Regions from separate parts of the Mus musculus genome. Here region 1 is linked to region 2. A link is a loop called in an ENCODE intact Hi-C map of the cell type or tissue named here. Cell type or tissue: left cerebral cortex. All regions are shown on one strand. Links, peaks and the distances in the headings refer to the core of each region. The heading gives the core; the rest is flanking DNA. Region 1 has its middle 38 kb from the start of Gm35222. Region 2 has its middle 8.4 kb from the start of Mir6349.

The links. Peaks named below come from ENCODE experiments on the same cell type or tissue, not always from the same donor. Only the 100,000 strongest peaks of a DNase experiment are listed, where the experiment ranks them.
Region 1: a loop joins it to region 2, with 8 times the contacts of the local background. A loop is called at or near these places in 1 of 42 quality-filtered maps.

What each region holds. Positions count from the first base shown.
Region 1 is chr1:39,057,613-39,073,421 of GRCm38, reverse strand. No RefSeq gene overlaps it. Among named protein-coding and RNA genes, the nearest start is that of Gm35222, 38 kb to the right of the region's middle. In left cerebral cortex, for the core only: no CTCF peak of the experiment used is centred there; DNase peaks (open chromatin) are centred at 8,389, 9,283 and 9,903; H3K27ac peaks cover 2,301 bases.
Region 2 is chr1:39,170,640-39,186,448 of GRCm38, reverse strand. No RefSeq gene overlaps it. Among named protein-coding and RNA genes, the nearest start is that of Mir6349, 8.4 kb to the left of the region's middle. In left cerebral cortex, for the core only: CTCF peaks have their summits at 5,700 (motif pointing right) and 8,901; DNase peaks (open chromatin) are centred at 6,984, 7,292, 7,855, 9,070 and 1 more place; H3K27ac peaks cover 2,364 bases.

The DNA of each region.
Region 1 (15,809 bases), core at 5,039-13,038, 110 kb after region 2:
CTCTGTCATCTCTGCATCTCTGACGACCACTTTCCCTTGGTATCAGGTGATGCTTCCCATTTGTAACCTATCTGCCGATTCTAGACTGCATGCTGTGCATTGTGGAGATAATATTGTAGAGAGACTGTATTGCCTTCCTTGGGAGTGTTGAACATGACCTTGGCAGGCAATTCCCCTGGAGCATGGTCTGGCTTTACACTTCGGTATGACAGATTAGACTGGCTGTTACCTTATCAGGCAGCTTTTCCCAGGTCTCCACAGAGTGCCTAGGATCCCCCCCGCACCCTGAGTGTGGTTTCTTCTCTAATTGAGTACTCCATGTTTCCTAGTGTAGGGTCATCTCTGGAACCCCCACTCACTTCTCAGCTCCCATTACTTGGTCTCGGCTGGACCGGTACAATTTCCTTTGATCTCAGTGTCTGTTCACTGCCTCAGGGGCTCCCTATGCAGACTGCCAGGATGCTTTCCCCCAGGTAGTCAATCTCATTGCAGCAGAGTAACATTTTTCTTCCCTAACTGTGAGGAGCGGGTGTGGCAGCAGTCCCAAGATGGCACCCGGGACTGCAGCCAAGTCTTATGACTTGCACCTGACTTCCTCATACACCTGAAAATAAGCCATGTCCACTGGGTGAACTGCGCAGGTGCACCATGATGCAAGATCGAACCATATGACGAGTGATGATTCTGACCAATGGACTGCTGTTACGTGGACTGGGCTGATGGGGCGTGGTTGAGGGGTTATATAAGGGATTGCAATTGGGGGTGGAGAGATTATTATTAAGATTCCTGCTGGAGAGATACACAAGAGACTATTCCTAGAGAGAGATTCATGCATGCATGTTGAAAGGTTCCTGAATAAACTGCTTTGAGAAGAAAGTAGTGTCTAGTGTCCTCACTTCCTTTCTGCTGGTCGGAATCAGAGGCGACACCTCACTGAGAACACTAGTCTTAAGGTACACAAGGGGAACTTACCCATCCCTGGGGCACCGAGCACTCTCAGTATGGTCAAAGCACAGTTTACACCTGCTAAGATCATGGGCTCTTTAGTTCATTTATTATTATTATTATTATTATATTTTCTTACATTTCAAATTTTATCGCCTTTTCTCATTTCCCTTCTGAAAACCCCCTATCCCATCCCCTCCCCCACCCCCCACCCATTGCTCACTAACCCATCCACTCCCACTTTCCTGTCCTAGCATTCCCCTACACTGGGGCATAGAGCCTTCACAAGACCAAGGGCCTCTCCTCTCATTGATGTCCCACAAGGCCATCCTGTGCTACATATGTGGCTGGAGTCATGGGTTCCTCCATGTGTATTCTTTGGTTGGTGGTTTAGTCCCTGGGAGCTCTGGGGGTACTGGTTGGTTGATATTGTTGTTCCTCCTATGGGGCTGCAAACCCTTTCAGCTCCTTGGGTCTTTTCTCTAGTTCTTCTGTTGGGGACCCTGTGCTCAGTCCAATGGATGGTTGTGAGCATCCGCTTCTGTATTTGTCAGGCACTGGCAGAGCCTCCCAGGAGACAGCTATATCAGGCTCCTATCAGAAAGCACGTGTTGGAATCCGCAATAGTGTCTGGGTTTAGTAACTCTATTTGGGGTGGATCCTCAGGTGGGACAGCCACTGGATGGTCTTTCCTTCAGTTTATGCTCCAAACTTTGTCTCTGTATCTCCTCCCATGGGTATTTTGATCCCTCTTCTAAGAAGGACTGAAGCATTCACATTGTGGTCTTCCTTCTTCTTGAGCTTCATGTGGTCTGTGAATTGTATCTTCAGTATTCCGAACTTCTGGGCTAATATCCACTTATCAGTGAGTGCATACCATATGTGTTCTTTTGGGATTGGGTTACCTCACTCAGGATGATATTTTCTAGCTCCATCCATTTGCCTAAGAACTTCATGAACTCATCATTTTTAGTAGCTGAGTAGTATTCCATTGTGTAAATGTACTACATTTTCTGCATCCATTCCTCTGTTGAAGGAAATATGGGTTCTTTCCAGCTTCTGGCTATTATAAATAAGGCTGCTATGAACATAGTGGAGCATGTGTCCTTATTACATGTTGGAGCATCTTCTGGGTATATGCCCAGGAATGGTATAGCTAGGTTCTCAGGTAGTACTATGTCCAATTTTCTGAGGAACTGCCAAATTGATTTCCAGAGTGGTTGTACCAGCTTGCAATCCCACCGGAAATGGAAGAGTGTTCCTCTTTCTCCACATCCTTGCCAGCACCTGCTGTCACCTGAGGTTTTGGTCTTAGCCATTCTGACTGGTGTGAGGTGGAAGCTCAGGGTTGTTTTGATTTTCAGTTCCCTGATGATTAAGGATGTTGAACATTTCATTAGGTGCTTCTCAGCCATTCAATATTCCTCAGTTGAGAATTCTTTGTTTAGTTCTGTACCCCAGTTTTAAATAGGGTTATTTGGTTCTCTGGAGTCTAACTTCTTGAGTTCTTTGTATATATTGGATATTAGCTCTCTATTGGATGTAGAGTTGGTAAAGATCTTTTCCCAATCTGTTGGTTGCCATTTTGTCCTATTGACAATGTCTTTTGCCTTACAGAAGCTTTGCAACTTTATGAAGTTCCATTTGTCAATTCTTGATCTTAGAGCATAAGCTATTGGTGTTCTATTCAGGAAATTTCCGAGCCCCTGTGCCCATGTGTTCAAGGCTCTTCCCCACTTTCTTTTCTATTAGTTTCAGTGTATCTGGTTTTATGTAGAGGTCCTTGATCCACTCAGACTTGAACTTTGTACAAGGAGATAAGAATGGATCAATTTGCATTCTTCTACATGCTAACTGCCAGTTGAACCAGCACCATTTGTTGAAAATGCTGTCTTTTTCCACTGGATGGTTTTAGCTCCTTTGTCAAAGATCAAGTGACCATAGTGGGTTCTTTAGTTCTTATTGAAGGGCTCCTGCTGTATGTTACCCCTATAAATAGGCAAAGACAGTGAGAGACAGGGCAATTTAGCTCCATAATTGGCAGCTGTTGAGTGTTCCCTTGTTGCCTTGGTTACCTCAAACAAAAGGACCATCAGTCAGGTGGACTACCCTCACACCAGTAACAGCTGTCCTGAATACTCCTTGGACACCTTGAGAAAACTACATAATAATTGCTGTGGAACCACCCACATCTTAAAGTCACAGCCCTATCCAGGGCTTTTCAAATACTTTGCAGCAGACTTTTTTTCCCATAACAAACCTCATTTAGTGAACTCTAAGTGACCTTAGAACTTTTTCCAAGAAGGCTAGAACGGGAACATTTGCCTGGTGGCCTAACAAGGCAACTGGCATGATTGGTGCAGATACAAACCTCTATTAGCGTGTGGTATAGTGCTGTAATTGGTTCAAACACCCACGTCTCTCACTACACAAGGGCACCATTAAAGCTCTTAGGAACTCAGCTGGAGACATCCTACTGCGCTGCCTCCCCTGGGATTGCAACATTGGGTCCAATAAAAAGCTTCTTCTGTGTGGCCTTCAATACTTGCCTGCTTTTAGGAGCGCAGCACAGGCAGAGGTGGAAGTGTGAAGGACTCAGCAAGAAAGCAATAACAGGGGCGGCAGACTGGAGCCATAGTGCGCTGGCAGCTGGAGAGGATGGAGCTGGATGATTGTGAATAGCCAGGCACCGGAAGTAGAAGAACCGCAAGAGAGGGGATAGTGACTCCCACCCCACCCCCATTTTTGAGGGGTTTGCCAGGATCAAAGGGCCAGTGTTCAGGGGTGTGCCTATGGAGAGAAGTGTTCCACCACAGCTACATCCTAAGGTGCTGAGGACTGGGGCAGATATTGTATGCCCTCCTTCCCTCCCCTTCTCACCCTATACACCCGACAGGCAAGCTTGAGCTGTTGTTCACTAACGCGCTTTGAGGCAGTGGCTCTTGGAGAGTCCAGGGTGTTACTATCTCAGCTCCATAAACACCTTCCTTCCTCTGACCACGTCGCTTCCCCCACCGCAGGAACTCCTAAGTCTGCAATGTGACTGGGAACTGCCAGCTGCCTGAATCTCTGTTCCACAGTTGCAGATGTACTAGGTAAGGTAGCATACATGCAAGAGGCCAGGGGTTAACAGAGGATGTTTACCTAAAGGAGCAGCTCAGCTAGGAGGAACCCAGCCCAGGTCCCGAAGTTTTAAGTCTGTCAGGAGCCTACGAGGCTCTCCCTTGCCGGATGCTCCATTCTCACAAGCTCGTTTTTCCAACCTGGCAAGTACTTGTCTCAGGCTTGAGCATGCTGCAAGAATCTGTTTTGTGTGTTGATAAAATCCTATGCCACTCAACCAGCCCTCATCCCAGTCTATTGGAAGGTGAACGTGTGGGACTTCAGAGACTTTGTACACATCTGACCACTCAGGACCAAGCCAAGGAAAGGATCTCCATTGAGGAAGTCTATGTTAATCCCATTGTTTTTCTCTCTCTCTCCCTTCTTCCCTCCCTCTCCCCCCTCTCTCTCTTGCTTTCTCCCTCCCTCCCTCCCCCCTCCCTCTCTCTGTCCTGTTCCTCTCCCTCTCCTTTCCTTAATAGACACATGCTCCTATCCCAACACCCACCACTCCTTTCCCCCCATGACTTCGGTTGAGCATGTCAGCGAACCATACCATCCTAAGGAATGAGGTGGCAAGTTGTGGACAGGGATGGACTCACGGGATTCCATGTATTCAGGTCCCAAGGACCTTGCTTGGGCTGTGGCTTCTCATGACCCAACTGCTGGTTCCCATTTCTTTTCCTCCAATGAGCCTCTTGTCCATTCTCTCCCATAAATCATTGCCTATGACAATAGACCACCCTGGCCTCTGTCTTCTTTAACCTTGTACTGTGCCTCAAGTCTGCACCCCTCAGATGTTACCAACTCCATGAGACTAAGTCTGACTTGCCCTCTCAACTTCAAGCATTTATTCTGCCTTTGTGCCCCATATTTTCCTGGATGGTGTTGGGTATATAGTGCCTCTTAATAAATCACAGATAACTGATGGTGTGGCTAACAGACATGTCTCAATGGGTTCAAATATTGATGTCAAATCAATGGTTTATCAGCCAGATCTGATCAGTTTTACTTCTAATATTTGTACTCCCCCACAAAAGGAAAGAAAATAAAACATTCTTGAGTGAGGGAGGAAATTATTAAAATAGGAATAAAGATGACATAAACATTAGTGACTTTTCAAAAAAGATCCAGAAGGATCTGCCACTGCTGGAAGCTTCCAGCCCTGCAAGCAAAGTTCACGGGAGTCTGGCAACTTCCTGAGGTAATCCCATTCCATTCATGCCTTGGAAGCATGGGAGTTTCTCAATCGTTTACACTGCTTGCTAATTTGTAACTGAGCTCTGGGTTTTCTGATTCTCAATGACTGTTCTACGCCAATTAATATTCTGTTTACTGAACCAAGGGTCACTGCTCATAGCTCTATGTCTTCTCTTAGTTCTTGCTGTATGCCATGCACCCCAGATTAGTTTCAGTTCATCTGGAACCTGTGAAGTGGGTTCACTCTTACCTTGACCCACCATTTGCCAACACTTCACAAAAGAATTGCTGTTGATTCTCCAGCAGCTGTGTTAGGTGGGTAATATCTTTCTCACTTCACAGATATGGAAACTATGGCTCTCAAGTCTCTTAGAGGATGAAGTAACACTGGACTTGATGCTCCTGTAAGAACCTTCACAGTACTGGTCAGGACCCCCACTCCAGGGTGGGGGAGATGTCTCAGTCTATAGAGAGCTTGTCACACAAGCATGAGGACCAGAGTTCAGATATCCAGCATCAGATAAAAGGCTGTATACGGCAGCACACATTTGGTACACCAGTGTGGGAGAGAGGCCAGGTCAGGTATTCCTCAGGCTTCGTCTGAGTTGTGAGCTCTATATCTGGTAGAAAACCTAGTCTCAAAATGCAAGGTAAGATGAGCCTGAGACAGACACCTACTTTTGAGCTGTAGCCTCTGTGTACATATGTATGCATATGTACATATGCACCTGCATGTGCATGCACTAACACATGTGAGTACACTCATGTACATGCACACACATTTACAAGCACATACATACACACATGCAAACACATGTGTATGCACATGTGCACACACACACACACACACACACACCAACCAAGATAAGTTGGCGTAGTATGATACTGATCCCCACAGCTGAAAGATGTAGGTAGACCTGAGGCAAAGGAGCTCTCCTTAGGACACATTCCTTGCTCTCATCATCCTCCATTCAGTCCTTACCATATAGAGCCAAGATGGCTGACGAGTGTTCCAGTTTATGTCTTATGTTCTCAGCCGAGAGAGCATCTCTTTTACAAAGGTTGCTCTGTCAAATGTTCAGCACTGAATCTTGGCTGTCTGGTTTAGGTGCTATCTGCATCTAATGCACCCAAATTCATATTTATTAAGAAACTTACTGTCAATAAAGAGATATTTGGTGGTGGGACATCTGACAAGATCGTGATGGTGAAGCCCTCATTAAAGAGCCCTCAAAGAGCTCCCTTTCCTTGCCAGTATGAGCAAGCACAGAGAAAAAATGATGGCTGTCTATAAACCAGAGACAATCTAATTGCACCTTGATCTTAGACTTCCAGCTTCGTGATCAATGAGAAATGAAGTTCTGTCACTTATAAGTTACCTAGTCTATGGCCTTCCATCACAGCAGCCTAAATGGACAGAGGCCATACTTGTGCCTAAGAAAATCTTGTGGCTGCTTAACTTGTGTAAGTTGTTTATCCCCCAAATCAGGGTACAGGTGGGACACCACTCCTAGGCCATGGGCCCAACGAGGCAAAGGACAGGGACATTTCCAATAGAGGTAGAGATGGATGTTGGGACCGCCAAGCAAGTGATGCTTAGCTAGCCCGTGTTCAACATTTGTGTTTCTGAGTCTTCCCCTAAAGGCAATAACTGGGACCATCTGGGCAGTCGCTCTTTCAAAAGGCAAAAAAGAACCTGCCCTAACCAAATGGCTCTCCTTTGTCTCTGTGTCTTCTGAGTAAATGATGAGGAAGATGGCCATCTTTCCCTCTGAGGAGGTCTCCTAGCTTATGGGTAAACATGTTCACCTCAGAAGTCAGAAAACGGAAGTGCATGCCACATACAAATGCTTAGCCTATTCTACTCCTGCAACAAAAATGCCACCACAGGTCCCTTACTGGCCTCACCCTTCACAGTGACCAGAGGCTCTGACCCGAGTCATGCTCCTCAGATGAAGTGAATCACATAACAGGTGTTCATCCATCTCACATGGGCTATAGGGTCTCCTCTCCTAGATCTTTCCACACAGACTCACTCGGGCTTTATAGGTGATGCTCTTGAGTTCTCAAGCCAGGTACCTGGGTGGGTGTCCCCTCCCAACATCCTTCTCAGTCCCTCACCTCAGGCCAATGGCTTGTGCTCTCCGTGCTTCCGCTTGCCTTAGCAATAAATAAACAGATGTAGTTGAAGTACTTAGCACAGACCTGGGGTAGCCACAAAGCATAAGAGGCATCGGCTATTACGATCTGAACTCAGATCGTGACAAGTAAATGAGCTAACACCCATGCAGCACTTAGAACAGCTACTGCCGCAGAGCCAGTGCTCAATCAATGCTATCTCTGGCTTGCTTGCTGGCCAGTCTCACAACCGTGGCTGCCGATATGTCAATATAAAGGACAGTTAAGTGTGACTGTACTTGGGCTTCCCTAGCACAGCAGGCCTTGACTCAGTGGTCACCCAGGGAGCATTAGTAGTTCTGGGGACCTGGAATAGTGCCCAGAGACTGATGGAAACATAATATTGTTCTGTGAATGAAAGTGGGCGTTTGAAAACTTTTCCAGTAGATTCCAAAGGATTCCACCAGGGAGTCAGAGATGAGAACTGTGCCATAGGGAGATTAGTTGGGGGAAAGGATACAACAATTAACACAGTAGGGATATAACTGATGAGAGAGGAGGTGCCTAGGGACTGTGAGTTCAGTAGAGAGGTGCATACAACTTGGAGAGTGCAGATATTGTCCCCTTAAAGAATCCCAATGGGCACCAGATGAAGGACAAAGGCGATCATAGACCCAGCCAAGGGCTCAGTCTCTCCAGGGCAAGCAGAGCCTAGACCACTTAGCTTGCGCAGAGATTGAACTTTCAAAGCTGGGTGGAGAAGGACGCAGTCCCAATCAGCTAATCTGTTGAGACTGGTACCCTACAACCAATACACCCGGCTCTGGCCAAGATAAAGTGTCTTGAGGGATGATTTCCTGAAGGCAAGCACTATGTCTCATCCACTGGTTTGTAGCTGCAGCAAATACTTACAACTTGGCAGGCGTTGTGCCCAGTGAATAAAATAAACACATCTCCTGTTTTGTGGGCCTAATTATCTAGATCAAGGAGAGTATAAAATAGGAGTGCTCCATATGGCCCCCTGTGTGCGGGCTGTGGGAGCTACTGGCTAACATGGTAGGCTGGGAAGCGCATGTGGTTAGAGGATACAGGTTCTAAACAGAACTGGCAGTCATCACACAGCAGCTGTCCTCCATGTGTCTGAATCTCCTTGAAGAACTTTTAGAATGACTGGATTCCAGTCCCCAGCCCTTGGCACCCTGCATCATCTAGGTGGGATCTGAGGATGAGACTCCTCCTGGCTCCAGCTCCATCCAGGATGCAGCCAGCTTCTGACAACCAGCTGCTCTGATACCTAAGACAGAGCTGAACAACTGAAGGAAGGACTCCACAGGGATGGGACAAGACAATGTGGTGGGGAAGGGTGGGGAGGGGTGAGACATAGCTGGGTCCTCAGATCCTCTAATATCTTCTATGGCTTCCTGAGTGTCCTGTCCTGGTGATGTGTCAAGGGAGAAGAGAGGACATTTGGCACTAGGGCAGGGGAAGGGCTCTGAGTGTTTGAATTTTCCCATTTTGAACAAATTTGCCAGGCAGGACATGGTTTGAATTATTATACACCAAAGAATAAGAAGGATTAGACTATGCCCTTTAACCCAAGCTCTTCCAGGCTGGACTTGTTAACCTGAGGGTTTAATGCCGGGTGGCTTTCCTCCCCTATTAACTATCACAGGCTCAGAAGGCACCCCCAAGTTTTAGCAGTGGGAGACCAGTCTCCAGAGCGGCCAGCAGTGCTAAGGGAGGAGTGAGTGATAAGCTCTGTTCATCAGGCTGTGCAGGGCTTGTGTGGAAGGTAGTCTGCCAGATGCGGTGCTCCCTCAAGTACCTCTCCAGAGACACAAACTGTTCCCATGGTAATTTGAGCCAAACAGAGGGGGAAGTGGCTCCTCGATGCACGGTCACTTAGACATAAGTATGATCTTTTTTACATAATTTCCTTTGACTGCATCTGTTACCACAGATCACACCCACCTCCAGAGCACACAGTTCTATTTTTTAAAGTGGAAATTGAAGGAAAGGGCACCTTTATCAAAATATCAAAATTGCCCCCCCTCTTTCTCCTCTCTCTGCTTGGAAGCCATCAGATTGATTCAGCTCAAAGCTAAATATAGGGATGTAACAATGATTTGCACAAGAGCCTTCGAAATCGCTTATAAGCGAGCAAACGGAAAATAGATTATCCAGCAACTACACGGGATAGCATTCGAGACAGCAGCCTAAATCCAGCCACTGGGAGGAAATGAGAGGTATCATACTTTTCCTCAGCCTGGCATCAGCCCAACACCAAAGCAGGGTCACCTCGGATGCTGGGCACAGGGAACGCCATCATTGCTGTTTAGAAGAGTCTTGTGGGAGAGCTGTAGGGAGAAGACGATTCCACAGTGGGCCCTGAAGTGAGTTTTCTAAAAATCAGGTAGTTGACGAGCCACGGTCTGTTTGTCAGAGAAAACGAAGTTGTCACATCTCACAATTCTGAGGCTATTGGAAAAGGCAGGCTAATGAATGCAATGGAAGGCTAGGAAAGATGCTATAAAGCAGCCAGGACCAGAGTCATAGTCAAACAACTCTCCCCATCACCCACCAACTCCTCTAATTAGCCTGGTGTGGAGCACCAGGAACGCTCAGCCTGGCAGGCATCTCCGGCAGCATCCTGAGGCTGGGATGGAGAGGGTCCTGGCTTCTGTGTTATGTCCTAGGGTCCTACTCTATACAAGGTGAGGCCCAGGGATGAATGGGAGGTGATGACCCGAGTTTCTTATCTCCAAGGCTGTGGATATGCAAACTGCTACCCTGCCCTGCTTTTCCTACAGCTTCTGAGCTGAGAAAGGTTTTCTATATCTCAGTTATTGTAAAGTCTGAAAGGAAGCATGTTGTGATGCAGATACATAAGATTTGGGTGAGGGGGCCCATGGTGATGTTCTGTGGGAACACAGCCATTTGTTCTCAGCCTGTCAGCCACCCCACGGCAACTGAGTCGTATAGTTGCTAGAGAGACTGCTCTCTCAGTCCTAGAGAATATCTGGTGATGGGTTTTACACAGTAGAGAGGGTTGCTCAGTTTAGTCCGTTGTTGGGGGGCAGAAAGATCAATAGCCCCATCTGATTGACCTCTGAGGACAGCCTTCTGGCTGTGTCAGAATGTGGTGGCAGGAACACATGTGAAAAGTTCGCACGCTGAGGATGACATAAGAAAAGCCACGACAAGCACCTCAGAGGGCAAGTGCTCCTGGGACTAACCACTTTCCAGCATATTCTATTTCTTAAGGAGCTACCATCTCTCCGTATTGTCACACACAGGAGAACAAGCGCTCAGAACATCAACGTTGGATGCATTCAAACCACATTGATCCACAGTACCTGCAAATATTGACCATGAGGCCATTAATATGTTCACTGGCCCTGGGTCTGTTGACCCCATGCTTAGGACAGCCAGCACTTTCAATTTTCTACCCACAGGCCCCCAGTGCTTCTATATGCAGGATGGATCTCCTCTCTGCTACTTATCAAGGGAAGCTAGAAGCCAGCTATCTACAGTGGCCCAGAGGCTTCTCCCTCAGTATTTTCTGAGGATTCTTAGGATAAGAAGTGGGGCTGGCAAGATACAGGAGGCAGATCTGGGTCGAAGGCCCAAATATGGCCCTCTCTAACCACTATATCCCAGCCAGAACCCTAAGGAGTCCAATAACTTGATGTCAACATTAGGCCGTTTGGGTTGTAAGAAGGTAGGCATTTGCTTTTGAGTATGAGCTGTCCCTTACAAGGCGCACGTATTTAGATTCTTGGTCCCTGGTTGGTGGTAGTGCTTTGGGAAGTCATGGACTTCCCTGAAGGCTATACCGATGTTCTGAAGATTTTCCTCAGGTTCTGGTCTAAAATTCTTCGATTCCTGTCTGCTGTTATGACGTGAGAAGCACCAGCCTTATGTTCTCTATGCTATGAACTCTACCCTGTCTTCCTCCTCAAGACAGACAGCAACCCTCTCAAACCATGAACCAAAATAAATCCCCCCCCCCGCCCCCCACACACACACAGAGAAGCACACCAAAAAACTTCTGGTGGCATGCTGGCGGCTTCTTGCAGCTTCCACGGACCAATTGGCTGAGTGATGTCAGCTGAGACAGCCTCACTTGAAGTTTTGCTAAGACAGACTCATGGGATGAAGCAAGATAGGTAGTAAGGCCAGAGGTGGGAGGACACGTGATGCCTCGAAGGAGTATGAATAGGACTCAACAAACTGTAATGGAGGCTGGGTTGGCCTTGTAGAGCTAGCTGTGCAATGCTTCTTGGTCTTGAGTCTTCACTGGTCTCTGCTTTCCTGAGAGAGGGACAGCTGAGAACTTCTCCTGGAGTCCCTGGTGGTCCTGGTCCCTACTGGTGACTCATGCTGATTCTGCTGAGGCCTGACCTTCTCTGCTAGAAGCTGAGGAAATACAGCTTTGGTGTATTTCCAAGACATCCTTCCTCAGTTTCATCCTTCATGGTGAGGTTCATGGTGGTTGGAACGTACAGGGGAGGCTTCTGACATCTTGGTGGAACAGGGAACAGAGACCTCAGGAAGCTGGTATCACTTCCAGGCCAGGTCCCAGTGAAGCACTTCTGTTAGCTGGGGCTGGTGTCCCAGAGGTTCCAGGCCATCCCCAAAAAGCACCTCAACACATGAACCCAAGACAAACACTTCAGATCCAAGTCACACTCGGTACTTTTTTTTTTTTTAACTTTACAAAGAGAAGTGATTTATTTTAATCTTAGCTCTGGAGGTTCTCATATACGGTAGGGCAGCTCTAGGGGTTTGGCCTCTGGCAAGGGCAGTGCATAACAGAGGAGTGTGTGTAGAAGCAAATAATTACATCTTGACTTGAAACAGAAGGAGCATATGAGGTAGGCTATCACAATTCTCTCCAAGGAGATGGCTTAATGACCCACAGAACTTTTGTGTCTTACCTAAATGAGGTCCACTGAGGTTTCCATACCATCACCTTAGAGACATATGGGACTTTACATATAGACCTTGGAGGGGCACTCAGACTACACCTGAACCAGAGCAACAAAGATGTCTGGTCTTTATATGTCTATTAGTGAATATCTTCGGATACACACTCAGTACTTTACACGCACTATTTCATTACATGCTCCTACATCCAAATGGGATAGATATTCCCATAACTCTCCATTTGTAGATAATGCAACTGAAACTCAGAGAGGGCAAGCCATTTGCCTGAAGTCACACAGCTAGAAGTAAACAGAGAACTGAGTTCAAGTCCCCCTGATTAGAAAACAGGTAGGCTGTAGTAAAGCTTTAGGTCAGGCATGGTGATTCCACCAGAGGTTCTTTTATCCTTGAGAAGAGTTTTTGCTATCCTAGGTTTTTTGTTATTCCAGATGAATTTGCAAATTGCTCCTTCTAATTCGTTGAAGAATTGAGTTGGAATTTTGATGGGGATTGCATTGAATCTGTAGATTGCTTTTGGCAAGATAGCCATTTTTACAATGTTGATCCTGCCAATCCATGAGCATGGGAGATCTTTCCATCTTCTGAGATCTTCTTTAATTTCTTTCTTCAGAGACTTGAAGTTTTTATCATACAGATCTTTCACTTCCTTAGTTAGAGTCACTCCGAGATATTTTATATTATTTGTGACTATTGAGAAGGGGGTTGTTTCCCTAATTTCTTTCTCAGCCTGTTTATTCTTTGTGTAGAGAAAGGCCATTGACTTGTTTGAGTTAATTTTATATCCAGCTACTTCACCGAAGCTGTTTATCAGGTTTAGGAGTTCTCTGGTGGAATTTTTAGGGTCACTTATATATACTATCATATCATCTGCAAAAAGTGATATTTTGACTTCTTCCTTTCCAATTTGTATCCCCTTGATCTCCTTTTGTTGTCGAATTGCTCTGGCTAATACTTCAAGTACTATGTTGAAAAGGTAGGGAGAAAGTGGGCAGCCTTGTCTAGTCCCTGATTTTAGTGGGATTGCTTCCAGCTTCTCTCCATTTACTTTGATGTTGGCTCCTGGTTTGCTGTAGATTGCTTTTATCATGTTTAGGTATGGGCCTTGAATTCCTGATCTTTCCAGAACTTTTATCATGAATGGGTGTTGGATCTTGTCAAATGCTTTTTCTGCATCTAACGAGATGATCATGTGGTTTTTGTCTTTGAGTTTGTTTATATAGTGGATTACATTGATGGATTTTCGTATATTAAACCATCCCTGCATCCCTGGAATAAAACCTACTTGGTAAAAACTGCATGGTACTGGTATAGAGACAGACAAGTAGACCAATGGAATAGAATTGAAGACCCAGAAATGAACCCACACACCTATGGTCACTTGATCTTCGACAAGGGAGCTAAAACCATCCAGTGGAAGAAAGACAGCATTTTCAACAATTGGTGCTGGCACAACTGGTTGTTATCATGTAGAAGAATGCGAATCGATCCATACTTATCTCCTTGTACTAAGGTCAAATCTAAGTGGATCAAGGAACTTCACATAAAACCAGAGACACTGAAACTTATAGAGGAGAAAGTGGGGAAAAGCCTTGAAGATATGGGCACAGGGGAAAAATTCCTGAACAGAACAGCAATGGCTTGTGCTGTAAGATCGAGAATTGACAAATGGGACCTAATGAAACTCCAAAGTTTCTGCAAGGCAAAAGACACCATCAATAAGACAAAAAGACCACCAACAGATTGGGAAAGGATCTTTACCTATCCTAAATGAGATAGGGGACTAATATCCAACATATATAAAGAACTAAAGAAGGTGGACTTCAGAAAATCAAATAACCCCATTAAAAAATGGGGCTCAGAACTGAACAAAGAATTCTCACCTGAGGAATACCAAATGGCAGAGAAGCACCTGAAAAAATGTTCAACATCCTTAATCATCAGGGAAATGCAAATCAAAACAACCCTGAGATTCCACCTCACACCAGTCAGAATGGCTAAGATCAAAAATTCAGGTGACAGCAGATGCTGGCGTGGATGTGGAGAAAGAGGAACACTCCTCCATTGTTGGTGGGATTTCAGGCTTGTACAACCACTCTGGAAATCAGTCTGGCGGTTCCTCAGAAAATTGGACATAGTACTACCGGAGGATCCAGCAATACCTCTCCTGGGCATATATCCAGAAGATGCCCCAAATGGTAAGAAGGACACATGCTCCACTATGTTCATAGCAGCCTTATTTATAATAGCCAGAAGCTGGAAAGAACCCAGATGCCCCTCAACAGAGGAATGGATACAGAAAATGTGGTACATCTACACAATGGAGTACTACTCAGCTATTAAAAAGAATGAATTTATGAAATTCCTAGCCAAATGGATGGACCTGGAGGGCATCATCCTGAGTGAAGTAACACATTCACAAAGGAACTCACACAATATGTACTCACTGATAAGTGGATATTAGCCCAAAACCTAGGATACCCAAGATATAAGATACAATTTCCTAAACACATGAAACTCAAGAAAAATGAAGACTGAAGTGTGGACACTATGCCCCTCCTTAGAAGTGGGAACAAAACACCCTTGGAAGGAGTTACAGAGACAAAGTTTGGAGCTGAGATGAAAGGATGGACCATGTAGAGACTGCCTTATCCAGGGATCCACCCCATAATCAGCATCCAAATGCTGACACCATTGCATACACTAGCAAGATTTTATCGAAAGGACCCAGATGTAGCTGTCTCTTGTGAGACTATGCCGGGGCCTAGCAAACACAGAAGTGGATGCCCACAGTCAGCTAATGGATGGATCACAGGGCTCCCAATGGAGGAGCTAGAGAAAGTACCCAAGGAGCTAAAGGGATCTGCAACCCTATAGGTGGATCAACATTATGAACTAACCAGTATCCCGGAGCTCTTGGCTCTAGCTGCATATGTATCAAAAGATGGCCTAGTCGGTCATCACTGGAAAGAGAGGCCCATTGGACAGGCAAACTTTATATGCCCCAGTACAGGGGAACGCCAGGGCCAAAAAGGGGGAGTGGGCGGGTAGGGGAGTGGGGGTGGGTGGGTATGGGGGACTTTTGGTATAGCATTGGAAATGTAAATGAGCTAAATACCTAATAAAAAATGGAAAGAAAAAAAAAAAGAAAACAGGTAGGCTTACTTTCTGCACAGCCTACATGTCAGCTTTGCCATTATTGGCAGAACAGAGGAATGACTACAAATGAAAACCCACAGCAGTTCCTACAACTGGGGAGTGGCTCTCTTTGGAAGTCTGTGACAGGCAGCATCCAGTCTGACATACTAAAGTGTGCATTTCACTCAATGATGGAAAATAGAGAACTTTTCAAAAAGTTTAAGCAAACTTGTCCACCACGCGGAATGAGAGGCAAGCCACTGTTTGAGTTCTAAATAGAATCCAGAACACTGCAAAGAGCCTGAGGTTCTGGGCTGTCTGTCCTACATTACCACACCCTGCGGAGTTCAGTTGCTGGG
Region 2 (15,809 bases), core at 4,870-12,869:
GACACATGCACACATAAGGATACACACATGCACGCACACACACACATACAAACACACAAGGACACACACATTTATACATATGCACACATACAAGTATGAACACACACACAAGGATACATACACATGTACACACACATGCATATGCACATACAACAGGGGCACATACACACATATACACATGCACACATACATGTACACATATAATGCACACACATGCTCACACATACTTGGGCAAATGACTTTATTTCCCAGTGTGGTTTGCATGTCTGCCTTGTTTTCAGACCTGCTGACTTTGGCGCAATGCTGTTTGAGCAGTTACGTTTCTGCACTGACAATTGCAGAATCTACCATGCACTTATCCAGGAAGAACACCTAGCGATATGAAATTCATTACACATAGTTCACTTGAAGTGGAAGGCTAATTATAGAAAAATGTTCTCTGAGGAGCTATTTATAGCCCCTCCCCAGTAGGCAGCAGACAACGCATTTCCTGTATGGGCATGCATTATTTGATCAACATGCTTTGTTGAAGACTTTGGGAGAAAGAAGCTTTTCTCACTGGCTCCAGTTGAGTGCTTGTGTTGACAGCGACTGTGAGCCTATGATGTCACTGGCTGTTTTGGATGCACCTATGCTGGGCATTTCCAATTTCTTCCTCTCTAGATCCATGAAGACTCTACAGATGCTTCAAGCAACAAGGCTCAACTGTGGTTTCCTATCCCTTTCCTTTTTTTACATTAGTGAGACCTGGGTAACCTGCAGCATCCTGGGCCGGGGCTGATTGCCTGGGCTTTATTTAGAGACTCTGCCCTTAGAAATTAAAGATGTCAGCAGTCAGTGCTTGGCCTTCTTGACTGGAAGCATAATTCTTAAAGTATGTTCCTTGATTTATCAGCAGCATCTCCCGGACATTTGTTAGAAAGGTAAATTTACAAGCCTCATTGTCCCTGAACGCCTCTGGGACAAACGATATCACTCAGCCTCCCAGAAAGGGTGTGATGCACATGAGGCTGAGACTCACCTCTCCGCCGCTGGGTGTTCTGCTCTTATGGTTTGAGCTGCTTGGGAAACTTGTGCGAGGCCCCAGTTAACAGAGTCCCATGCCTTTGCTGAGTTAACTTTTACGACTGCATTTTTGAGGGCAGTTTTCCTTTTGTTTTAGACAGAGTCTCACTGTGCATACCAGGCTGGCATCAACTCAGAAAACCACCTGTCTCTGCTTCCTGTGTGCTGGGGTTCATGGGTCCCCCCACCACACTTGTCTCCCCTTAAAAATGTTCTTACAGGACAGGTATTAGATTGAAGGACAGAGGGGTCGAGTTCCGTGTACTCGGAGTATTCTGCTATGATGTCGGCTTACGGACACACAGTCGAGAGATTGATTCCACTCATTTCTGTGGAAATGAAGTGTTCTAGGGCGTTGTCCTGTCTCTTACTTCTCCAGCAATCTGTCAGGACATTAAACCAAGCATACATCAGAGCATCGAGACAAGGTCTGGTGTCTCCAGGCTGTAATTTTTCCACGGCCTTAAGATGAGAGAAAACGGTCAGACAGGGACCCCACACAAGGATGGAGATGTAGCTCAATGCCACAGCACTTGTGGAACATGAGAATGGTGTGGTTCTGGGCTTGACCCTGATTACCATGAAATAGTGTCACGGTGGGGGGGGGGGGTGAGTAGCCACAGTGATATCAATGACCATGCAAATCAGATTCAGTTGGGTCCTGTCTGAACTCTCAGGAGCTGGTAGTCTAAAAGAACTCATTTGGGCTATGAAACCAAGAAGTAAAGATGTGTATCTAAAGTAATGCAACAATATCAGCCTGGTGTGTGGGCAGCTGGCAGGAGCAAAGCATTAAAGAATTACAATGCGAGCCCAGACATAAATATTCACATTTATAGTCAATTGATTCTGACCCTGCCTTTTCAATGAGAAAATTATTATTATTATTTCCTTTTAACAAATGATGCAGGGACAACTGTACATGAGCACACAGAGGATGAAGTGGAGCCCTACCTCACATCATTTAATAAGACAACATGGATTGCGTGCCCTCGTGTAGACGATAAAGGTATAAAATGTGAAAAAAAAATCACGCAGTAAATGCATCTCTAAGACTTTGCATTTGGCAAAGGATTTTTAGTTATAACCACCCCCCCCTCCCCATAAACAACAACAACAACCACAAAACTAGACCTCTTCAGAAATAAAGCCTGTGAAAATACTGTCACAAAATGTAGAAAGGGAGAACACAGAGTGGGAGGGACCATTTTCAGCCAATAGTGGACAATCACCCTTAGTCATAGAGTCCCTGATCTCCAGCGGATGCCAGGACCCCTGGACCTTACATCATTTCGAACCTTACTCTGGGTTTTCCCAGATGCACTTACAATAAAGCTTAAAGGTTATATTAAGTACAATAAGAGACTAATAAAAGCTGATAATAAAACGGGTAGTATTAAAAGAATTACTACAAGACAAAGTTATCTTAAATTTATGGGTTATTTATTTCTGGGAATTTTTATTTAGTATTCTCAGGCCATTTGACCAATGGGAACCAAAAGTATAGAAAGCAAAGCCATGGATGGATAAGACGGCCATGGGCAGGGGGGTGGGGGGGGTGGATCGTGGAGTCGGGGAGGGGAGGGGTGAGGTGCTACTGTATCTGGAACATAAAAGAACTCTTACAGTTAAGGAATAAAGAACAACTAATTCACTTCAAATGAGTGAAGGACCCAAATGGACATTTCCCCAAAAGAGATGTACGCTGGACCTGTAAGCACCTAGTAAGTCGTTCTGTATCAGGAGCCATTAAGAACATGCAGATTAAAACCACAATGAGATGCTATTTCATATTCATTAGGTTGGCTATTGTGATAGTCTTCTATAGCTGTGACAAACTTTTGAGAGGAACAATTTAGAGGGAAGACATGTTTGATTTGGCTCAAGTTTCAAGGCTTCAGTTCGTGGTTGCTTGGATCCATTGGTTTGGACTTGAGGTAAGGCTGAATATTATGGTGTTAGGAGCTTGTGGTAGCTGCTCACTGCTGAACTCCCAGGAAAGAGGGGCATGGAGGGAGAGAGGGGGAGAAGAGAGAGAGAGAGACAGAGACAGAGGCAGAGAGATAGAGAAAGACAGAAATACATAGAGAGACATAGAAGTAGAGACAGGGAGACAGAGAGACAGAGAAACAGAAAGAGCAGAGAGACAGAGACAGAGAGACACGGAGAGAATGACAGAGAGATAGAGTCAGAGAGACAGAGAGACAGAGAGAGACAGACAGATAGACAGAGAGACAGAAAGACAGAGAAAGAGACAGAGGCAGATAGAGACAGAGACAGAGAAAGACAGGAACAAGTTATGTTTCCATGGTATGCCCCCAAGTGACTTACACCCACTTCTTCCAACTAAGTCTCACTTTCCACTTACCACTACCTCCTGATAGACTCATTATCCCCAGAGGGCTAACCCACTGATGACATCACAGCCTCGGGATCCACTCACCCCTTCACTGCCTGGATCTATCAGCCAGGGAGCAGGTCTTCCATACAAGAGCCTCTTGAAGAACACTCTATCCCTAAACCACAACGGCTAGCTATAATTTAGGAAAGAAACAAAATGCAAGTAACATGTACTGCCAGAAAGTGTGGAAGCCAGAACCTTTGTACGCTGCTGGTGGGAACAGAAGACTTCTGAAAACAGCTGGGCAGTTCTCTCAGAAGGGACACATAGAGTTACCACGGAGCCTGGCGGTTCAGTGTGTGAAGATGCGCCCATGAGAAATGAAGGAGCCTGTGCACAAACACTCACAGCGGAGTTATTGATTAGGACTCCAACCTGGAAATGACTCGTTTATCGCCTGAATGGATAAACAAAACACGGAATTACTTACATGATGGACTATTAGTTGGTCATAATAGGAGTGGCATCCTGACACAGAGTGCACCACGAATGGACCATGAGACAATTGTTCTGGGTGAAAGAAGGCAGTCCGTAGGACCAAGAAGTCTATCTATGTGAATGGCCGGCACAGGTAAAGATAGAAGCAGAGTGAATTTCTTCTTGGAATGTGACGGCTTGGCATTTGATGGATAAAGGATATGAAGATAACGCAATGTTCTGAAATCGATGCTGATCAGGGTTGTATAACTCTAGTTACAGGGAAAGCCAGTCAGTGTGTATTTTAAATGGGTAATTATATGGTAAGTGAATTACATCTGAATGTAATTATCAAAAACGAGAGAGAAAATAGAGCAGTTCATTTGTCCAGTTCTTTCTGGTTAATGGTTCATCATTGTGCTTCCTCTATACAAGACTTGATCTTGGACCCTGCTCCCTTAGGACAGCCCTTTCTTGGACCATTGCTTTCCTCCACTGCATCAGTGAGCACGCTTCTAGGGACATACCCTCAGCCCATTGATCTGGTCCTCCATTACTACGATTCTTGTCTGAAACCTGTCACTCTGGTCTACACCTCTGTGCCTGACACCTTCTCTTAGCTCTATGCCCACTTTCTCAACAACCTGCCATTTCTGTTCGGACTTCTCCACCTTAGCATTTGTCACATTAACCTGGTTTATCTTTCCTCCTTTCTGCCCCATCTCACTCTCCAAACTTCCACACACCTATTAATAATGCTTTTGGTTTTGGCCTATTGATACAAGCTTGGAAGATGCACTGTGCCTTTGAATATTATCTCTTATCTGACCATCTCCTGACTTTCAGTTCAGGAATTCTGTCCTGGGAAAGTTCTTATTTACCAATTTTTCCCTTACAGTTCTTATTGCTTCTCTCTTTTGGATCACAGTCTAATTTAGAATATTCTACCCAGAGCCTCCTTTTGGTCATAACAACTAGCTATGCAATATGAACCGTGAAGGATGAAAAGAGGAGTTACAACTGGAGATGAGGGGCCACAGGGCTTCACAATTTCCTGGTGGAGGTCCACATGAAGTTATGCAGAAGCTGAAAGCTGATGTCTAGAGAGCAGCCTGAGAATGGATGGGCAGGTCATCTTGAGGGAAACTGATGCCCACATCCCTGGCAGTGGGTTTCAAAAGCTCCACAGCCAGGCCTGGGATCGTGTAGTGCATGACGGCCATCCAAACAGGAGGTGACATACTGACACATTTTGTACCAACTGATAAATTGCTATCATTCTGAACTCTCAGGCCATCACAGTACTTTGAACCACCCCTCAGAAATGTCTACCCACAACTGTGAAACCCCAGAGTCCTGTGAGTGACATCTGACTCGTGGCTCTGACTCTGCAGCCTGTACTAACTTCTGTGTTTTTCAAGGATTACCGTACCAAGTTTTCCCTCTCTGGTCTCAGGGTTTGAATTAACCTGATGGTCTCTTAGCTAGCTCACTGTCAATCCCCACTGGCACCTACACTGACCTCCATCCCACATGGACACTCCCAGCTCCAGGTTTTTAGTATGGGTTCTTCCTTCCTTTTTAACCCGATGAATTTTCCTGTATCTCAAGATCTCAATCACGCACCATGGCTTCCAAGACACTGTCTTTGAGTTCTTTTGCCAGGAGTGCATTCTCCTTCTGTGGTGTTGCTTTCCTGTAGGCATATATATGTGTAGCTATCCCTATGTCTTATGACCAAGGGTCTAGAGGTTGACATTTTAGATGTGGTTTTAGTATTGCTACTATTATTGTTGTTTATAGTGTGTGTGATTATATGCACCACATGAGTGCAGTACCTGAAGAGGCCAGAAGAGGGCATCACATTTCCTGGAGCTGGAGTTAGAGGTGATTGTGAACTATATCATCTGTGTGCTGGGAACCAAACACGTATTCTCCAAAAGTGCATTACATACACTTAGTGCTGAGCCATCAAAACCATTGTTTTGTTTTGGTTTTTTTTTTTTTTTTTTTTTTGATGTAGAGACAAATGAAAATCTGCTTCCAGGAGATGCCTTCCGTACTCTCTAGCTGCTTTATCTATTGATCTGATCAGTTCCTACAGCCTGACAACCCCTGTTTTATATCATGTATGGGTCAGGGACTGCCTCTAGCCTTCAGAACCCAGTGTCTGTCTGACTGTCAAAGAAAACTTTATGTGCACTGACCTAGGCAGAGAGGGAGTGATATTTATCACACAGGTTGATCTGAGCCTATTATACCTTATACTCAAATGTCAGACCTCGTGAGCTGGAGGCTATGAAGCCGGTCTAAAGCTCACAGCACACTCTTGAGGTCGGTACCTTCCTGTTTGGCTACTGAGGAAGCGGAGGCCCAGACAGCCCAATAGGCATGTGTCCCCAGTGTCCTCCCCATATCTGGTGTGGACGATGAGCTATAGAAAATGAGCTATAGGGGATTTACAACGTACGCAGCCTTTCCCAGTTCCTGTTTGGTTCCTTTGGCGATCACTTCCCACGTCTGTTCCCACGGACCTTCTTCCTTTCTTTATCCTGAGCCCCTGGATTTGGAGGTCTTGGTGACTCAGTCCATCTGCTCCTCCTAGCCTGTGATGCCAGCCCCCATCTCTCTTGACTGTTTGTTGGTGTGCCGGCGCAGCCCTTGTGTGGTTGGTTCAGAGTTGGTCCTGCTGGGGTTTCGACAGAGGCAAACCTTTTTTAGAAATTCTGTAGAGGGCAAATAAACGAAACAAGAAACTCCCGAAGAAGTGCTCAAATCCTGCTTTTGGTTCTTTAGCTAAGAAAGGCTTGATGGAGTGGGGGCCAGGATAAAGCAGGTCAAGAGGTCATTCGGGGACTGTCATGTGGGATCTAGAGGCCAGTACTAATGCTAGATATCTTACTCCGTAGAGACATTGCTTGTTCAGCAGCCTGTGTTATGAACTCTCTTTCCTACGAGAAGAAGGTATGGTAAAACCTTATCAGTGGTAAAGAAATCCTTTTAACCTCTTGAGAAACTACAGTGTTACCTTAAGTAAGCTGATATGCTAATCAGAGCGCCAACGTTCAGCTGTGGGAACTAGACTCGCGTGCGCTCCGTCTGCTGATCCAACAATACCACAGGAACTTCAGAAATCCCCTGAGGAAGATGCAGAGGGTGGGAAGAAGGGTAACTTTGCAGAGTGATGCAGGACAGAGCTGTCGATTTTATCTGAGGCCAGTGTGGGTGAAGTTCTTCTCTGTTTGGAAACCCCTCCCTCGGGGGCTTTTCATGCCTTTGTGACCCAGAACTCCCAAACAACTTTCCCTCATAGCTGCATGGGTAGCCCTGCAAGGCAAGCCCAGGGAGAGCTTGTCCACTTTATTTGAGGAGAATTGGCACCTGGAGTGGTTCAGTGGCATTTCCTCACAAGATCTGGGGTAGCTGAGAGGGTGGGCAGGAGCTATCTGCAGCATGCTAGGAATGCAGAGAGAGAACGAGGGCAAGGCAGACTTTTAGAATGAACTTTGAGCTGGGCACAAAACTCGGTGGGTAGAAATGCTTGCTGCACATGCGCGAGGACTTAGTTCAAATCCCAGCACCCATGTAAACAGCTGGGTCTGGCCGGGCCCATGCCTGTAACCCCAGCACTGCACACGGAGAAAGCGGCAGGGTCACCGGAGCTTTCTGGCTGAGTCTGTGCTCAAGCGTCCACACCCCTGACCACAACCGCCCCCCCCCCCCCGCGTCCCCGCTGTCTGTAACACAAAGAGACAGAGAGATTGGGGGGGGGGTTGGAGAGAGAGAGAGAGAGAGAGAGAGAGAGAGAGAGACTTTGACTCTTTGACTTAAAGCTTGGCTCACACACTCATGACTGCCCGTGCCTCCTACTCCCCAACGGTCTATTCCAGAAGGTTGAAATAGCCCCGGAGATGTAGTAGCTATCATCTTCAATGGCAGGGCCTGACTCCCACCATGCTTCTGAAAAAGGAAGCCTTGTTTCTGGCTGAGCAGAGAACCCGCATGAACGACCCGCAAGGCGTGGGAGCCGCGGGCCCGGGCTCTCAGGACTTCTTTGTCTGCAATCAGCCCTTCACGCTTTCTGAGAACATGAATGTCTCCCTTCCTCATTAATGGGCGGGTTGTTTTCACCCCTAGGGGAGGAAAAATTGCCCCCCCCCCCCAAACGTGTGTAATGGATTTTTTTTTTTTGATACTTGAAAACATTGCAGTGATTTTGTGCTTCCAAAACAGACATGTTGATAACTTTTCCATATGGTAGTTTTCTGTGATGATTGTTAGTGGCTTGGCAATTTTTAATATTAAATTCCTAGCAGTAAGCAGAATTGTATCCAGTTTTAAATGCATAAGACCAATTCAGTTTTTAAAGACATTATTATTTATTCATATGGTAAGAGTATCTGAAGCCAGGACTGTGGTTAGAGTGTTTGTGTCTCCTGAAATTCTTTTTTAAAAAAGTCTTTAAAAAAATTTTTTTTTATTAAGATGTAATGGCCAAAGCTGGGTGTGGCGGTGTATGTGGGAGGCAGAAGCAGGAGGATCACGCTTTTAAGACCAGCATGAGCTACATGTAACACTGTTCCACAAAACTAAAACACCATGTAACTCGTGCAGTAACTATGCACACGACCACCATACATCGTGAGATTTGAATTTACGTTCAAGTTCTTACCAATCAGGTCTTTTGAGGGTGATTTGGTCTGGGAAGTGGAGCTTATGTGAGGGGCCATAAGGTACCTGTAGATAGGTCTCAAGGAGAGAAGCCATGAAACCACAGAGGGAAGAGGCTGTGTACGAGCCCTCATTGGAACCGGAGCGGTTCCTCTCATCCTGGACGTGTGGCCTCCAGTCCCGCGACAGTAACTTTCTCTTGTTTATAAGCCAGCTGGCATATGGCTTTTTGTTACAACAGCTGGGAAAAGACCCAGAAGCCCCATGTGCTGCTGCTGTCTCTCTTCTGCCCCTGCGGCTTGAGGCTCACGGGGAGACCTGGGGTGTATGCCCACAGGCGCCTCAAGAGGCATCTTGCTCCTGGTTCAGCGTTTCAGGCTTCGCATTTCCCCAAGTTGCCTTTTCCAAATCCAATAACATTCTGTGCGTCAGCGTTGCCAGGGCGGATGCAGCCAGGCCCAGGATAGAAACCTTTCTTCCACGCAGAAATGACTCTCAGGCAAGCAGGCCTGCTTCTCTGCCCGACAACAGGCTGTCTCACACAACTGAACATTTCAAAATGCCTTTTCCTAAAAATACCAAAGACACTTGCAAAACCCACTCCGTATCACTTATCTTTGCCCCGGTGGGTGGTATTTGCAGTAGCAAAAATCACATTTATGCACGAAGCAGAAATGAAGACGACGATTCCTAAGAACGGCATGAGCTCTGGAGTTTGCCCAAATGTGCGAGATGTCTGACATGGAGGCGCATCGCAGCCAGAGTTCCAGGACGTCCCTGTTGAAAGTGTGAATTCTCTTCGGTGAATTTACCAAGGTCAAACCTGCATTATATCAATGCCTCCTGTGAAAAGTAATGGAAAAGAGCCCTTGGGTTCTCTGTTTCTACATACCTTCTACCTCAGTGACTTCTTTCCTGCTTGTCTCTAAATGAATTAATTCTTTTTAACTTGGGAAGGTCATATGAGTTAATGTTTATCGTTGCTGCGGCCGATCTTTGGCAGAAGCAGCTGAAAGAGAGCTTATTTTTTCATGGTTTTAGAGGACTCGGCCCATCATGGGGGACCAGGGGAGGATGGGGCCAGGCTTAGTGGAACAACTCTGTCCTTAGCAGAAAGCAAGCAAGCAGGGACTGTCAGGGTTCAACTGGATTTCTTTTTTACCTTTTTGACTCTGTCTGGGCCCCCAGCTTGTTCGAGATAGTTCCACCTACATATAGAAATGAGTCTTTCTCCTGTCATAAATTCTTTCTGGGTATACCTTCCTAGATACCCAGAGCTGTGCCTCACCAAGCTCCTAGGTGATGCCAAAGTTGAGTAAGATAACAGTGATGGCTAGCTACTACAAGAGCTCTGTGAAGTGTTGGTTCTATTTATTTGCAATAGATGTGGGATATCCCATAAAATACTAACCCGCAGGTGCTAAGTAGAGAATCATTTTGTAAGAGTCATTTCACAGAAATGTCTTACAATGGTTCTCTGGGAAAGGGCTTTTGTGGGGGCACCAAGGGTATTTACCCATCCTTATGGCCATGCAGATTGTATATGGAGCTGGGTGTTCTGTTGTGCACAACAGAATCCACGATCACTGCTGAGACAGAGATTTCTGAAGGATGGGCTGCATCTTCAGGGTCATTGGGTCTGGAGAGAAAAGGCACAGAGATAAACTCATAGGAATGACATCCAAAGTTATACCGTGGTTACTCTGCCAAGAGAGCTGCCATCTTGCTCCTGTGCGGGACTGTGTAGCCTTTGACAACACTGTCGGGGCAGTGTCTCTCCATGTCGTTCAGCTCAGAATCCTGGTCTTCGGTGATTTTATCTGATCTGTCTTCTCTGATCTTGCCCTGAACCCTACTTGCTAAGACCCTGCGATGTGCTCATATATTTGAATGTTTGTTCTCCAGTTAGTGAAATTGTTTAGGAAGGATTAGGATGTGAGGCCTTGTTGGAGGAAGTGTGACCCTGTTGGAGGAAGTGTGACCTTGTTGGAGGTGCTGTGACCTTGTTGGAGGGGTGTGGCCTTGGAGGAGGTGAGGCCTTGGAGGAGGGTGTGGCCTTGGAGGAGAAAGTTTGTCACTTTGAGGTTTCAAAAGCCCTTGTCAAGTTTAATTTCACTCTCTACCTGCTGTCTGTGAATCATGATGTAAAGCTCTCAGCTATTGCTCCAGCACCAGGCCTGTCTGCTTCTCACTGTGATGAGCGTGGAGCAACATGCTAAAACTCTAAACAAGGCCCCCAGTTAAATGTTTTCTTTATAAGAGTTGCCTTGGTCATGGTATCTCTTCAGAGCAATAAAACAGTAACTAAGATAGAATTGTATAGAGTTGAAGGTCAGAGAAGCTCAATGACTTCTGTGGAACTGCACAGACGCTCCGTAGCCCAACCTAGTCATACGACCTTAAAACATGAGGTTTTTTTTTTCCCCCCACACACATCATTCCATTGACACAATGGGATCATAAGAGACAACTCAGCAATTAACAACAGTTGAGCACCCTTGCTGCTCCATCCTGAACCCCCCCCCCCCCCCAGTTTAGATGGCAGCACCCCAGTCCAGTGGCTCACAATGCCTGTAATTCTAGCTCCTAGATATCTGGCTCCTTCTGCTGGCCTCTAAGGGCACTAACACACACATATGTATTCATACACACACACACACACACACACGTTAAATTTCAAGATACAGACAACAATAGAAGCAGCTGGGAAGTTTAGTACTGCATGATGGATATGTTTGTGGGTATGTATGTGTATATGTGTATGTGTATATGTGTATATGTGTATGTGTGTTTATGTGAATGTGTGTATCTGTACATGTGTATGTGTGAATATGTGAACATTTGAAAGGGTTCATGCAGATTTAGTTAATTTTGCTTAAGCATGTATGGTAATTTATATAGTACACAGCAAGAGGATACATTTTATTGAAACTAACTTTGTTATTATTATTGCTATTGTGTATAAGTTGTGTGTGTGTGTGTGTGTGTGTGTGTGTGTGTACATATGTGCCATGGTGTGACTTTGGAGATCTTTGTTAAGCTGGTTCTTTCCTTCTATCATTATGTAGGTCCCAGGAATCAAACTCAGGTGGCCAGGCTTGTGCTGCAAGCCCCTAAACCTGCTGAGCGTCTCATTGGTCTTAGATATTGTGTTTTCCAAACTGGTAACTTTGCTTGTCACTATCCTATTGTTTGCATTAACAAAGCAGGGGCCCACAGGAGTGCAGGGGTGAGCAGGAGTTTCACATCCCTGCAGGGGGTAGGAGCTGGCTCCCATCACTTTTACCAAGTGTCTTTCAAGCTTAGAGAGACTGGCACTGACACCTCTCTGTTCATGGATGCATTCAAACCAGATCACACAGGTGGAAGGGAAGGAATGTTGGTAAAAATGGTGAACTGCACACACCTGTGCCCTTCGAGCCACTCCCATTAATCTCTTCTTCCCAAGTCTTCAGTGGAACAGCTAGCCCTCTTTAATCTCTGTAACCTGTGGTGGGCTGCCCTGTGCCTCGGTCCTCCCCACGCCCTACAGGGAGTCCTCATCAGCTTTGCCTGTGTGTGTGTGTGTGTGTGTGTGTGTGTGAGAGAGAGAGAGAGAGAGAGAGAGAGAGAGAGAGAGAGAGAGACCTTGTGTGATCAGGACCTGAGCTGTAACAGTTCTAGGATTTGCCCACCTCCCTCAATGTGGTTGGACAGATAGGAAGGAAAGAGTTATGCTCAAGCCTTGGGCTCAGTGTGAAACGCTTCCTGGTCACTGGGCACCAGTCTCTCAAATCTCTCCACCTCAAGACTGGGACTCACTTTTTTCTTCCAGGCTTCAGGGGAATCATGGCAGGCCATGACTCACAGAAGCTCTGGGGTATGAGGAGAGCTAGAAGTGTGTCGGAGGAACCGTATTGGTTGCAGTTGCAGGGAGCCAGAAAGGTCAGGTTCTCTGAAGAGGCTGGGCTGGATCTGTGAGGTACTTAAAACACTGCATGTTCTATGGCGGGCTCTGAGGCCAAAGAGAGCAGCATCCACTGCTTTGGTTTCCCAGGGCTGCAAGAATGATGACCACAAAGTGGATGGCTCACAGCCATGAAAATCTATTTTCTTACAGTTCTGGGAGCTGGCAGCCCCCAATTCAGGTGTTAATGGGAAATGGCTGACGAGATACTAGCAGACTTGGACACTGGACATAGATGCTGCTAGCAACAGCAGCAGCAGCAATCTATAAACCTGAGGACTGGATCTGCAGGGCTCTAATTACTGCCTGGAGGTATGGAACATGAACCAAGTGTGGCCTTGGTATGACATCCTGGAAGGTCATGGATCTATGACTATCAGAATGTGGCTTCTGGGAGCTCTGATTCCAACAAGATTAACCCAAAACAGGAGGCTTTCTGGTAAAGATCAAAGACAGGTGCTTCCCCATCATATAAAAATCAGTGCACTTGGGAGGCAGAGGCAGGCAGATTTCTGAGTTCAAGGCCAGCCTGGTCTACAAAGTGAGTTACAGGACAGCTAGGGCTATACTGAAAAAACCCTGTCTTGAAAAACAAAAAACAAACAAACAAACAAATCAATGCAAAAGAGGCCTGTCAATCACTTTGACAGGGTGGGTCCCTCAGGAAAAGCTGCTTACAGTTGAGAATTTAGAAATAGCATGAAGTCTGCCTGAAATACAGAGCAGCATGATGGTGCTCACAGCCATAGTCCACTCTGTCTCGTTGAGAGATGCAATAAACTCCACACTGTCTTGTGTGTCTCATCTTTTGACAAGCACAAGGACCAGGAAGCTGAAGAGGATGGAGAAGGCGATCCTAGAGACACTGGCATCCACTTCCTCTCCTAATTGGAAACTGGTCTCTCTGGAAATCTCTGGCATTCTTTGGGCTTGTAGATACAACCTCTCGTCTCTGCCTCTGACCTTCTCTCTCTGGGAGTTCTTCTGTACCCATCTCCTTCTCTCTTCTCTCAAAAGCAAACCAGTCCTGGAACTGGAGAGATGGCTCAGCAGCGAAGAGCACTGGCTACTCTTGAAGAGGACCCAGGTGGTCACCTAGAGCCCACGCAGTGGCTCACAACTGGTGGTGACTTCACTTCCAGAGGATTTGATGCCTCCTTGGGGTTTCCACAGGTACCAGGCATGCTCAGGGAGCACAGACGCACAAGCAGGACAAACACCCAGACACATCATAAAATCAGAGAAATAAATCTTAAGAAACAAAATGAAGACCAATGCTCCCTGAGGACCCCAACCCAGAAGGAGCTCAGTCGGAGAGTATCTGAAAGCATGCAGTTTCCAAACAAGGTCACCCTCCATGGTCCTGGGATTAGGACCTAAGTCTCTGTGTTTCTAGGGGGTAAACTCATCCCAGAAATGATGAAAGTCCTTTATCACTGTTAAGAGACTAACAGGTGGCAAATTCAAATGTTGGAGTTTTTGAGTAAATAAAGGAAAATGAAAAACTATCCACTGAGTCTACAGTAAGTTCAGGAATGAGTGAGGAGACTGAAGTAATTGAAAATGATAATTTCTGTTTTGTGACCTCTGACCCATAAGTAAAGCTCCTCTCCTGAAGCTTGATATCTACAGTAACACCATACTTGTTCACCCAGGGAAGTAAATATGGTCTTGTGGGGGAAAGATAGCTTCCTAGCAAAACAAGCTATGTCCTTCTTACTTGACCTTGAATAGAAAGCAGAACAGTAAGTAATCTGCCCGACATTGCTGGACACCAGGTCTTACGCCTCACGTTGTTTACTACGCTGAGCAGAGCGTCCCCCTCCCATTCTAGGGTTAGCTATTCAGCTTCCTCAAGAGTCCGATGCATGGATTTTTAGAGCACAGCAGACTAACACATAAACTGTTTTTACAGTTTAAGTGATTTATTTTATGATTTCCCCTTAGGGGACTAATTTTTAATTTCTTTCTTTCTCTTTCTTTCCTTCTTTTTTTGTTTTTGTTTATTTTCTTTTTGTTTTTCAAGACAAGGTTCACCCATGTAGCCCTGGCTGTTCTAGAACTCAACTCTGTAGACCGAGTTAGTCTACAGAGATCCACTTGACTCTGCCTCCTAAGTGTTGTGGTTAAAGGAGTGTGCCACCATCACCCGGCTAATTTCTAATTTTTTTCTTCAATGGAGATTCTTATTTCTGATTTCAGATCTTCTTATTTGAGAGAAGAAGTTGAAGCACTCTGTTTATACAAATAGACAGCACCCTTTCTTTAAAACTATTTTTAAAAAGTTTTTAAGTGTGAGCATGTGTGTGTGTGTGTGTGTGTGTGTGTGTGTACTCTCAGGCACATGTGCCCTCAGAAGCCAAAAGGGAACAGTGGCTGCCTGGATGGAGCTGGAGTTACAGACAATTGCAAGGCACTTGGCACTGAGTCCCGGGAAACGAACTTGGAGCCTCTAGAAGAGTAGCAAGTGCTCTTAACTGCTGAACACATTTCCAGTGGAAGATAGCATTCCTCCTCCTCTCTTTTTAAAAGAGGACCATTAAACTAGAAAATACATTCTGAAACCAGTGGTGAGACTCAGGAGGATAGACCACAGGCTGGCTTAAGGGAACAAGAGAGGTTAGACATGAGCCAGGCTTTGGGGTCATGGAAAGGAGATGTCTCATAGATACTGAATGGATTAATGGACAATAATGGGGAGACCAAGGTTGCCCTACTAGAAGTGAAGGTAGCAAGAGAAACTGGCTGGAGCAGGAGTAGAAGATCTGAGATAATTGTAGAGATAGCAATCTTAAGTCCCCAGAAAAAAAGTGCACAGAGGTGGACAAATGTGGAGGCGAGAGTAAAGTTACCATGGGACACTAGTCCAAGAGGTGTCTTCCTAGATGAGATTTGAGCTCATGGAAGGTGAAAAGGAGAGAGTACACACAGGACAAAAGATGGCTGATGCAGAATACTGAGCACTGTCTATATTTAGGGATGTTGTGTATGATGCTTTGGACATGTGTAAACCCCAGGATTCTTCTATGGATACCCAGTGTCAATGTGTTAGGGAGTCAGGCTTTGAGAAGGTGGACAGGACACGAAAGTGGAGCCATTACAAGTGGCATTATCAGCTTAATCCAGGGCAAATAGCAAGCTATTGGTCATGTGACTCAGAGCAGGAACATGTGACTCAGAGCAGGGTCTGTACCAGAACCTGGCCATGCAGGCACCTGGCCTCTAGAGCTAAGAAAGGCGTTTCTGCTGTTTACAGTCCACCCAGTCTATTTTAACTTGTCACACCAGCCTGCCCTAGTCTATTTTCCT